Linked DNA regions of Homo sapiens: region 2 is linked to region 1. A link is an interaction called in ENCODE POLR2A ChIA-PET data of the cell type or tissue named here. Cell type or tissue: OCI-LY7. All regions are shown on one strand.

Region 1 (5,000 bases):
ACCACAGAAATGACAAAGTCACCTCCTTTCTCTCCAGCTGCCTCCGCCTTCCAGAACTTAAATGTTCTTAATTTTTAAACTTCCTGGAGCATGAACTGGGTACTGAAAGCTGCTGGGGGCCCTGGCCGGTGATGTGGGGTGGAGGGGTTCCCTCTCCAAAATGTCAGGTTTGGCACACAGAGGAAAGGGCAGCTTTGTCAGGAGCTATGGAAGCAGGGCTCTGGAACACTGGGGACCACTGTGGAATCATGGGGTTGATCAGGGACACGTGCATAGAACAGGCCGCACTCAGGAACGTGCCGAGCCCAGGGCCCGGGCCTGTCCTGCCCTCTCCAGCGCTGAGGCCGGATGGACTCAGCATGGCCAAGTGTGGGCTGTGGCGCAGATAAAGGGTGTGGAGAGACAGAGACACAGGTGCACAGAGGCAGCTCGCAGTTCCCGTTTCCCGGAGAATTCCCCTGGAAGCTGACCCCAAAAAAACACAACTCACCAGTTTATTTGGATATCGTAAAACCACAGGCTGGACGGGCGCTCCAGGGATGAATGCACCTGCCGAGAAAGGAACAGCGGTGTTGCCCATGGCAGCCCACGCAGGACAGCGTCTGCTGCGTTTCTCATGCTGCCCTTGGGATAAAAGTGAGCTTTTCTGTCTAGGCCTTCCTGGTCAGCAAGGGCACTCCATGCCTGGACTATCTCAACATCTGTCCTGACCGTAAACACCCAGCGCCACAGCACGGATGGGCAGGAACATCGGCCAGGGGCGCTCCCCGGCCAAGGAACACTTTCTGTTTTAACATCGCGCACGAGCTGGAAGGCGTCTGTGGAGGGACACTTGCTATTATAACATTGCGCACGAGCTGGAAGACATCCGTGGAGGGACACTTTCTGCTGTAACATCGCGCACCAGCTGGAAGGCGTCTGTGGAGGGACACTTGCTATTATAACATTGCGCACGAGCTGGAAGACATCCGTGGAGGGACACTTTCTGCTGTAACATCGCGCACCAGCTGGAAGGCGTTGGTGGGAAGTGGGGGTCCTCATCACCGGCCAATGCTCACCCACCTGACGGGGTTAGGGTCTGCCCTCACCAAGCACATACACCTGCCTCGGGGCCCCACCCGCCGCCCTCACCTGCCCCTGGGGCTCAGCTCCAAGGACGGGCGGATTTGGTCACAGCTGCAGCAGGACTTGCCCGGGATCTGCCTCTCTCTCTGAGTGGCTGCCACCTGATGGGCTCCCAAGGAATCAGGAGGAGCCCCAGCGAGGCCCAGCTAGAGCCACAGGCCGCAGAGGCTCAGGAACTTCCCCGTTCCCACTGGAATTGTGGCTGTACCCAGCAGCCGCTCCGCCTTCTCACTGGCCGGAGTTGTGCCCTTGCGGGCTGGAGCAAGGCACCATGGACTCTGTGGATGATTGTTTCTATTTTAAATTCTATTTAAATCTCTATTGAAAGAGTTTTTTTTTAACTGGAAAACTCAGGCATCAGAAGTACTCAAGTTTTAGAACAGGACAGGCGGTCTGAGAAGGGCTCCCCTGCCTGGCGACCTGAGGCCAGGCGAGTGAATCCCCAGGCAGCGCGTTCCTCCCAGGCTGCCAGCGAGTGCCACTATGTGGTCAGGAATTTGCGGTTGGTCCTGGCTGCGGGATTCTGCACAATTCTGGGAGAATGGAGCCCATGCTTGCCCCTAGGGCTGCCAGGAGCATCTGTCCCTAGGGCCAATTCTCCCTTCACGGTGGCCTGAGGCCAGAGGCCCGTGTCAGGGCTGAAACCTCGAGCTGACCGCCCAACCCACTCAGCTTTCGTCTCATGCAGGACATCCACCTGCAGCCTTGGTGTCCAGCTGGCACCCCAAGTCCCTGGGCCCGTGTGCCGCAGCTTCCCCTGTGTCCAGGGCTGGGTTGCCCCCTTCCTGCTGTGGGCTCAGCAGCACCTGGGAGCAAGCTCATGCAGTTCACCCAGCACTTCTGTGTGCCCAGGTGGACGGGTGGCTGTGTCAGGGGAGGCGGAGGACGGCAGGGCTGGCACAGACCCAGGCTCAAGCCCCAGCTCCAACGCCCGGCAGCCGAGTCCCAGCCCCTGAGACACGCAGTGTGGAGGAAATAGTCCTCATTGCCTGGGACCGAGCCCAGGAGCTCGCGTGGAGTGCCGAGACCTGCTGTGGGTGATAATGGCTCTGCTGCTACAGCTCAGCCGACCATCCCGACCATGTGTCAAGGGGACATCACTGAAACTCAGTAAGAATCAAAGGAAACCTCAACACCCTGGGGACCTCTCAGGAAAGTCCCCAAGAGCACAGAAACCCCCCATGAGCCTGAAAGGTCAGTGACTTCATGGAAACCCCGGTGGGAAAGTCTGCAGGGGTCTCTGGCCTCCCTAGTCTCCCAGGGGCCCCTGAGGGTCAGCAGCACCCAGACCCCGCCAGCACTGTGCACCCAAGGCAGGCTGCACAAGGGCCAGGCTGGGAGAAACCAAGATGAGGCAGTCAGAGCCCAGGGCTTCTGAATGCAGGAACAAGGCAGAGGGGAGGAGGTACGGGCTTCTAAACTGCACAGAAACCTCCATATTCACACATAGCTTGTGCTGGGCATGGGTCTAACGTCACTAGTTGCAACAATGAGGCTGGAAGATGGCTCAACAGGGACCCCTGAGGCCCCCAGAAGGCCATCACCCCTTATTCACCCTGACCATCCCCCACAGCCCACCCCACAGGAAGAAACAGTCCACCATGGCCCAGGGAGAGCCGTGTCCACATCTGCTCACAGCCTGTGCAGGGAGGCCGCTGCGGCCCAGGGACAGCCACATCCATGTTTGCTCACAGCCCGTGCAGGGAGGCCGGGGAGAGCCACATCCATGTCTGCTCACAGCCCGTGCAGGGAGGCCAGGGACAGCCACATCCATGTCTGTTCACAGCCCGTGCAGGGAGGCCACTGTGGCCCAGTGAGAGCTGCGTCCACTTCCAACAGCCACATTTGGTAGGCCCGCCTCTGCATCCTCGGGCTGTCAGTGCCATCGCTGGGCCCACGCAGCATCCTAGGGCCTTCTCACTGTCTTCGTTCTGCTCTGAGAGCTTGGAGCTGGCAGGCAGGTGGGGTGTGGGCATGTGGAGGGCGTGGGCCCAGGACCTTCCAGGAGGGGTCTCCAGGTACCCAGTCAGCCGATCCTGCTCTAGTGCCCTCTGACAAGGAGGGTGAGTGTGGGCACTGGAGAGGAAGGCCCCACATGGGCCTGTTTCAGGAGCAACTCAATCCCTGCAGAGCCCTGAGGGTCCCAGCCCTGCTGGAACCCACCACATCCAGCAGACCCCACAGGGCTCTGCTGAGCTCTATCACCCCCACCTCAGAGGCGGCACCCCTGGCCTGGGTCAGAACAGGGGGACTCAGGTGGACAGTGCAGCACAGACAAGAGACACTCAGGAGAAAGAAGGCACCTGGGCCCAGGAGGACCCTGCTGGAGGCTCCAGGAGCCTGAGGCTGGAGGCTGGGCCCAATGCGGGAAGGTCTCCGGGGATGAAGGCGGGGAGTCAGCAGTGGTGCCCAAACGGGTGACCCCAGCAACGTGACCCCAACATCAGGCGATGTGATGAAAGGTGGAGGGAGGGTCTGAGTGGGTGGGCCGCCATGGAGCTGGGGCAGCTGGAGCCCAAGGCAGCAGGCAGGTTGTGGGTGCCTCTGTTGTCAGGCTCAAGGCGGGAGACGCTCACGGCTCTGGAGGGCTCCACCACGAGGCGTCAGGATCACGCACCACACACCAATTTCACCTCCAAACAGGAGGCTCCAAACCTCACTAAGAAGTACCCAGCTAAGACGCATGAGGGCCTGAGAGATTCCGAACACGTGACTCGAGGCAGCCGGAAACCCGGGCCTGCAGGTGACACGCAGAACTCATGGCTGGACCCACTGGAAATGGAGACGGGGAAAGGATCAAGCCACCGTGTCATCTCCCCAGACCCCGTGGAACCCACCTGGGGCACAGCGAGCGCCCTTCCTGGACTGCACACAGTGAGCTCCTACTGGGCACCGCCATGAGTCCCCTCAGTTTCGTGATATGCGTTGAGAGGTGCTCACACGCCCTCCTCACGTCTACACAAGGGCCGCCAGCTCCAAAGGGCAAGGCGATGGCCCTCCCCAGGGGCCTCCCTGCAGGCACGAGGCTCCACTCCCGAGGAACACCTGCCCTTGAAGACAGGGCCCAGCAGTGACCCCAGCCCCACACCTTGTCAAGGAACAAGACCTGACGTACTTGCCAGCTGTCTTCTGCCTGGGGCCTTGGAAACACGGCCCACTTTTGGCCTTCACCAAGGTTGCCCACAGGCCACGCCCAGGCACGGACCCAGTGTGGTGGGGGCACACGGATTCGTGGTCACCGCGTGCCGCCTCCACCCTCTGCATCTCTGGTTCTGATCAGAATGACTCAGAACCACGCGTGGTGAAGACAATGGAACGGGAAGACCCAGTACCTTCCAGTGAGCTGCACCTTGAAGCCTCTGGAAGCAAAACCTGCCATCTGCCTGCTGCACCAAGGAGGGTGGAGGGTGAAAGCACGCGCATCTGAGCTGGAGGAGGATGGCCACAGGCTCGGAAACCCCGGCGGCACACGTAGGTGAGTGACTGCACACTTTCTCGACCCAGCTCCCATAAATGTCCAGACACTCAGGTTGTGCGGCCCCAGAGGCACGGCAGCCGGTGCCAGTGTGAGCGAGGAACTGGCTTTTCCACGTGACTCTGATCCAACCACAGAGAACAGGTCTGCATGCCCCAGTATGGACACAGTTGATGAAAGCCACTACTTTCTAAAGTAGCCCAAGGGAGACGACAGGATCCAGGTGGACCCTCTGACACGCCCAAGGGTGTGCAGAATTCCAAACAGACTCAGCGCAAAAAGAACAGTGGACTCTGCTGCCTGCTCACTGCCACACTTCCCACGTCAGGGGTGCAGACACAATACTAGACCCAGGTAACCGCCGCGGGAGAGACCCAAGTTCACACGCATTTGAGTCCCC
Region 2 (5,000 bases), 160 kb before region 1:
TTTGCAGGTCTGGAGCCATTAACACAGAGCCTGAGTACAGCACAGTTTCAGGCACGCCCCGGGCCACCTGCGAGGACTTGGGAGCCACTTGAAGGGCTCACAGTTGAGACAACCACACCAGGCGCAGCAGCGTCCGGGGCTCCGTGGCTTGGACAACCTCAGGCTCTGCAGGGGGCAGGCGGCCAGCTGGGGGATCTGAGAATGGTGAACGGGGGACAGGAACCAAGCCCCGTGTGAGTGTGAGTGTTGCTTATGGTGAAATAGCCCTTCCCGCTGACACAAGCTGGAGCTCCCGTGCAGGGGCTGCACGAGACAGCAACAGGGTGGGGGGGGGCAGCCGGCGGCCAGGCCTGGAGAGCTGGGCAAGGGCGGCCATGAGCCACTGTGTGGATGTGCCAACTGCACCCGAACAAAGAGTTAAACCAGGCAGAACCATGCCAGCCTCATGCTGGCTGGGACAGAGGCTCTGAACACCTGGCGAGGTTGAGTGTGGAGACAGGGCGGGGACGGGAGCACTGCGCTCCCCAAGGGCCGGCACCCCGGACCTAGGCAGGACCCGCCAGGACGGCCTGGGGGAAGAGGATCCCTCTCCTGCACTAGTAGGATGGCCCCAGGCCCTGAGGGAAGGGCACAGGGAAGTGTCACAGCCGTGGTGTGTGAGGTGGCCTCCTGGTCGGGGGAGGGAGATGGGAAAAGGGACCTTGAGGGCCAGAGAAAGGACACAGCCAGGAGGCTCTGAGACACTTGGCAGCAGGTCTTGGGGGTGACACACACTCCTTCGACCCCTGGACAAGGCCCTGGGGCCGGCACTGGAGGTGAGGGCAGTGCTTGCAGTGGTCCAGATGCAACCCTCCCGAGGGGAGCCCCAGATCCCTGGCTCCTACCCTGGCACAGCAGAGCTGGAGGGAGGTTTTGCTGACTGAGAGGGCAGATGTCAGCCCTGGAGGGAAGCGGGAGGCCCAGGGTGGGGCCTGAGCCTCTGCATTTGGAAAATTCCGAGGCCCGGGGTGGGGCCTGAACCTCTGCCTTTAGAAAATTCCACAAAGCCTTTTCCTCAGCCGTCAGCCTTCAACCTGAAGGCCAAGCTGAGAGGTCCACGCAATGCAGTCTTCAGAGGCCCTGGTGGCTGGTTTAAGGGGTGCGGCCAATGCTGAGGTGAGTGAGCTCCCCAGTGACATTGTGCCCTGCAGGTCCACACTGCTGGCTGGACACTTCGAGGCTAGCGCCAAGTATGGATTAGCCATGCTACGGTCTCTGTTCTGCTCAATAGCAATGACTGTGAATAGGTAAATAAATCGCTTAAGGAGAGACATTTGCTTTCAGTGGCTCATCAATAATTCACATAGAAACGAGCATTTCTAAAGCACAGTGAGGAGACAGAGCTGGAACAGTTTCTTGCCAGGACATATCATGGGCAACTGGAACCCAAGTTTAGGCAAGACAGGAAAAACCACCACCTGCAAATTATCTTTTCCCTCAAATGGATAAACAGGCGCAGGGTGCGGTGAAAGCCGTCATTCCGTTCAGCAGCAGCCACGCCGCTGAGACGGAGCAACGGCCGAGCATACGCAGCCGCACTCACCACCGCTGGTACAGGTAGACCAGAAACACCACGTCGTCCCGGAAGCAGGCCAGCCGGTGAGACGTGGGCATGGTGATGATGAAGGCAAAGACGTCATCAATGAAGGTGTTGAAAGCCTGCAGGGCCAGACGGGAGGAGGGTGAACCCCAGTTGCTGGGGCTGGAATCCTACTGTTTTTGGTAACCTAACCAAGCCAACGGCTTTTGGCAGATGCTTGGAACTAACTGGAACTCCTCACAGCAACAACAAAAAGAGCAGAAAGCCGGCAAGTGGAGATACGGAGCTCTGTTCCCTCATGGGCTCCCCACAGCTGCTGGCACCCGACACACTGCGGGTCTTGCCCAGGCTCCCACATCGGGGAACCCAAAGAGAATGGCCTGAAACCAGAGCCAAGGCTGGAGCCGCCCGAGACAGAGCCAAGGGCAGAGCCACCTGAGACCAGAGCCAAGGTTAGAGCCGCCCGAGACCACAGCCAAGGGGAGAGCCAAGGGCAGAGCCACCTGAGCATTGCCCTTTCCTCTGGGAGCTTGTAATTGACTTCAGAAAAGTGCAAATCATGTCCCATTAACTCAGCTCCGCCTGCAATGCCGAGGCACTTCTAATCCCACACGGAGCCAAGGGGGCCTCCACAGCTCTGCCAGCGGGGAATGGCCACGGCCCATGGGGGCTTCCATTCCTGCCTGGGAGGCCTGAATCCGTTGTCCCCAGGCACCGGTTACTGAGCCACAGGGGGTCTGTGTCTTGACACATGTGCTAAGAAGAAACATAAACACTAAAAAAGAAAAAGAAAACCAAATCTGTGACAAGTGAGAGAACCACCCCAGTCTTTCAGGGTCTGAAGTTACTCTATAGCTCTTCGCTTTTTTTTTTAAAGGAGCCTCCTCAATATTCTTCAATGAAAGGGACAGGTGCAGATGCACTCTGGGCAGAGATGGCCCCAGTAATGCTGTTGGCTGGAAGACGCCCTTGCTCACGCTCTGCTCAGTGAGAAGGGATTCCTCACCGGCTGTCACACTCACCTTGTAGGTGAAGGCCTTCCAGGGCAGATGTGCCACTGACTTCAACTGAAACAGGAGAGACAGGCCCAGGTCAGCTGTGGGCAGCACAGGAGACGGGGGCCGGGCCGCGGGCAGCACACACCGCCTTACCTTGTAGTTCACAAAGAGCTGGGGCAGCATGAAGAGGAAACCAAAGGCATAGACCCCTGCAGAAAGACAGACAGCACTCACGAGGTGCGGAGGGCCGGGCTGCCACATCTACGCACAGACGGCACTCACGAGGTGTGGAGGGCCGAGCTGCCACGTCTATGCATAGTGGGCAGAAAACAAGGTCTGCTATCCAGACAACTTCAGAGTCCATCATGGTGTGAAGCAGCTTTCTGGCTGGTAAGTTTATCAAGAGTCTACGACAACTTTGGAGAGCAAAGCTCTTCTATTTATTAATCAGTGTAACTGCTGCCCACGGGGTCAAGTCAGTGAGAGCACTGGAGCACCCTGGGGCTATGAGGACACGGCCTCCTGACCCACAAGGTCCTGCCCCAGGGGTCAGGTGTGGGACTCCTACCAGGGAGGACGGCAGTGCGGGACCCACCTGCTCTGCACCAGACAGGCCCTCGCCCTTAATGCTCACGGGACCACTTCCCAAAGAGACCACAAAGCTGCGATCAGGGCTGGTCTGGTGGGGCTGGGGGATGGACACAGCAGCCCATGCAGCTGAAGGTGCCACCTGGGGCAGGCGGGCCTCCCAGGACATGTGGCCCCGAGCACAGGGCCCTGCAGGGTCCCCACACTGCATCTGCAGGAGGGGGCGCGCCGTGCACCAGAGCCTGGTGCTTCCATTTGCTCTAAGGAACCAGACGTGGATGGTGTTGTTTTAATGCTTAGGTTTCCTTGTTTCCATGAAGAAAACAGACAACAGTCATGCACCACACAATGCTGTTTTCATCAGCGATGGACACATATACCAGGCGGCTGCACCACACAGCCTGGCGTGGAGGGGCTGCCACATCTGGTGTGAGCACTCCCTGTCGCTTGTACAAGGACCTGTTTCTCAGAACCAGTCACTGTTGTGAAGCCACGCAGGGCTTTATCTGCTCACAGCCTGGGGGGAGCCCTGGGCACCGCACATGTGCCAGAACAGGGTGGGGAGGGATTAGCCTCAAATCACAGGGGGGCTTGCCACACTGGGTTTCAATGCAAGAACAATTAAATCGCTGCCTGCTGGAAACACTAGTACTGAAGCAGGGAAGCACATGGACTCACCGTTGACGAAGCTGTTGATTAACCAGGAGTACCAGCTGAAACGGAAAAAAAAGGAGAAGTCCTATTTCTCGCATAGCTTAATATCTGTATTAAATTGATGAAAAATAATTCTTTCATTAAAAATCCTCTGAAAATACCCAGATGCTCTCACGGCAGCTCGGCAGCCAAGAGCAGCAGTGCTGAGCCTGGTTCTCAAGCTGGAGATAGCGCTGAGCACCCCCGGCCGGGCAGCAGAGGCCGGGCACTCCAGGAACCCCTCAGCTCAGGGCCAGCACCCCACCTGGGCAGCAGAGGCCAGGGGCTCCAGGACCCCTCTCAGCTCAGGGCCAGCACCCTGCCCGGGCAGCAGAGGCCGGGCACTCCAGGAACCCCTCAGCTCAGGGCCAGCACCCCACCTGGGCAGCAGAGGCTGGAGGCTCCGGGATCCCTCTTGGCTCAGGGCCAGCAGCCCACCTGGGCAACAGAGGCTGGGGGCTCCGGGATCCCTCTTGGCTCAGGGCCAGCACCCCACCCGGGCAGCAGAGGCTGGAGGCTCCAGGACCCCTCTCGGCTCAGGGCCAACACCCCACCCAGGCAGCAGAGGCCGGGGGCTCCGGGAACCCTCTCAGCTCAGGGCCAGCACCCCACACGGGCAGCAGAGGCCAGGGGCTCCAGGACCCCTCTCAGCTCAGGCCCAAGCCTCCCATGAAGCCTGGTGGCTGGAGTCAGTCCTCTCAGCTACACCTTACCAGGGGGACACTGAGGCCCAGAGCCCACCGTGTGCAGCTGCAGGGGCAGGACCCCTCCCAGGCGCTGGCCCAAGTGCCCCGGCCCCGAGTTTGCCCTCCAGTCGCACCCCGCTCTGGCTCAGTCATCCAAATGGCTTTCTCAGGGGAAAGACGCAGCAGGGGAAGCGTGTGCGGCCTCCTACCTCTTATATTTGATATTCAGGAGTGAATAGACAGCACCCCCGACACAGAGAGGGTACAGCAGGTATGACAAGTACTTCATGGCCTGCAGGGAACAAAGATGGCTTCCAGTTAGAGGCCCAAACGCCAAGCCTCTGTAAACACACTGCATGGAGCTCACCCCGACAGGGACAGACAGAACGAGCTACAGCGCTCAGGGTGGCAGGGCTGCTCTGCAGGGGGCGGCGTGAGGGGCACAGGCAGGGCATC

What was found. ChIA-PET counts read pairs that join two places held together with the same protein. Peaks named below come from ENCODE experiments on the same cell type or tissue, not always from the same donor. Only the 100,000 strongest peaks of a DNase experiment are listed, where the experiment ranks them.
Region 2: POLR2A ChIA-PET joins it to region 1 with 5 read pairs; 5 of 35 experiments call an interaction of 5 or more read pairs at or near these places.

The regions. Positions count from the first base shown.
Region 1 is chr5:1,482,938-1,487,937 of GRCh38, forward strand. It overlaps LPCAT1 (lysophosphatidylcholine acyltransferase 1), which reads right to left. Exons shown (of 14, transcript NM_024830.5): 6 at 491-549. Among named protein-coding and RNA genes, the nearest start is that of MIR6075, 25 kb to the right of the region's middle. In OCI-LY7, no CTCF peak of the experiment used is centred here; a DNase peak (open chromatin) is centred at 2,234; H3K4me3 peaks cover 419 bases; H3K27ac peaks cover 1,164 bases.
Region 2 is chr5:1,319,034-1,324,033 of GRCh38, forward strand. It overlaps CLPTM1L (CLPTM1 like), which reads right to left. Exons shown (of 17, transcript NM_030782.5): 12 at 4,754-4,836; 13 at 3,844-3,878; 14 at 2,731-2,786; 15 at 2,602-2,646; 16 at 1,583-1,698. Among named protein-coding and RNA genes, the nearest start is that of MIR4457, 12 kb to the left of the region's middle. RefSeq lists an enhancer at 916-1,060 and a cis regulatory region at 988. In OCI-LY7, no CTCF peak of the experiment used is centred here; no DNase peak of the experiment used is centred here; H3K27ac peaks cover 437 bases.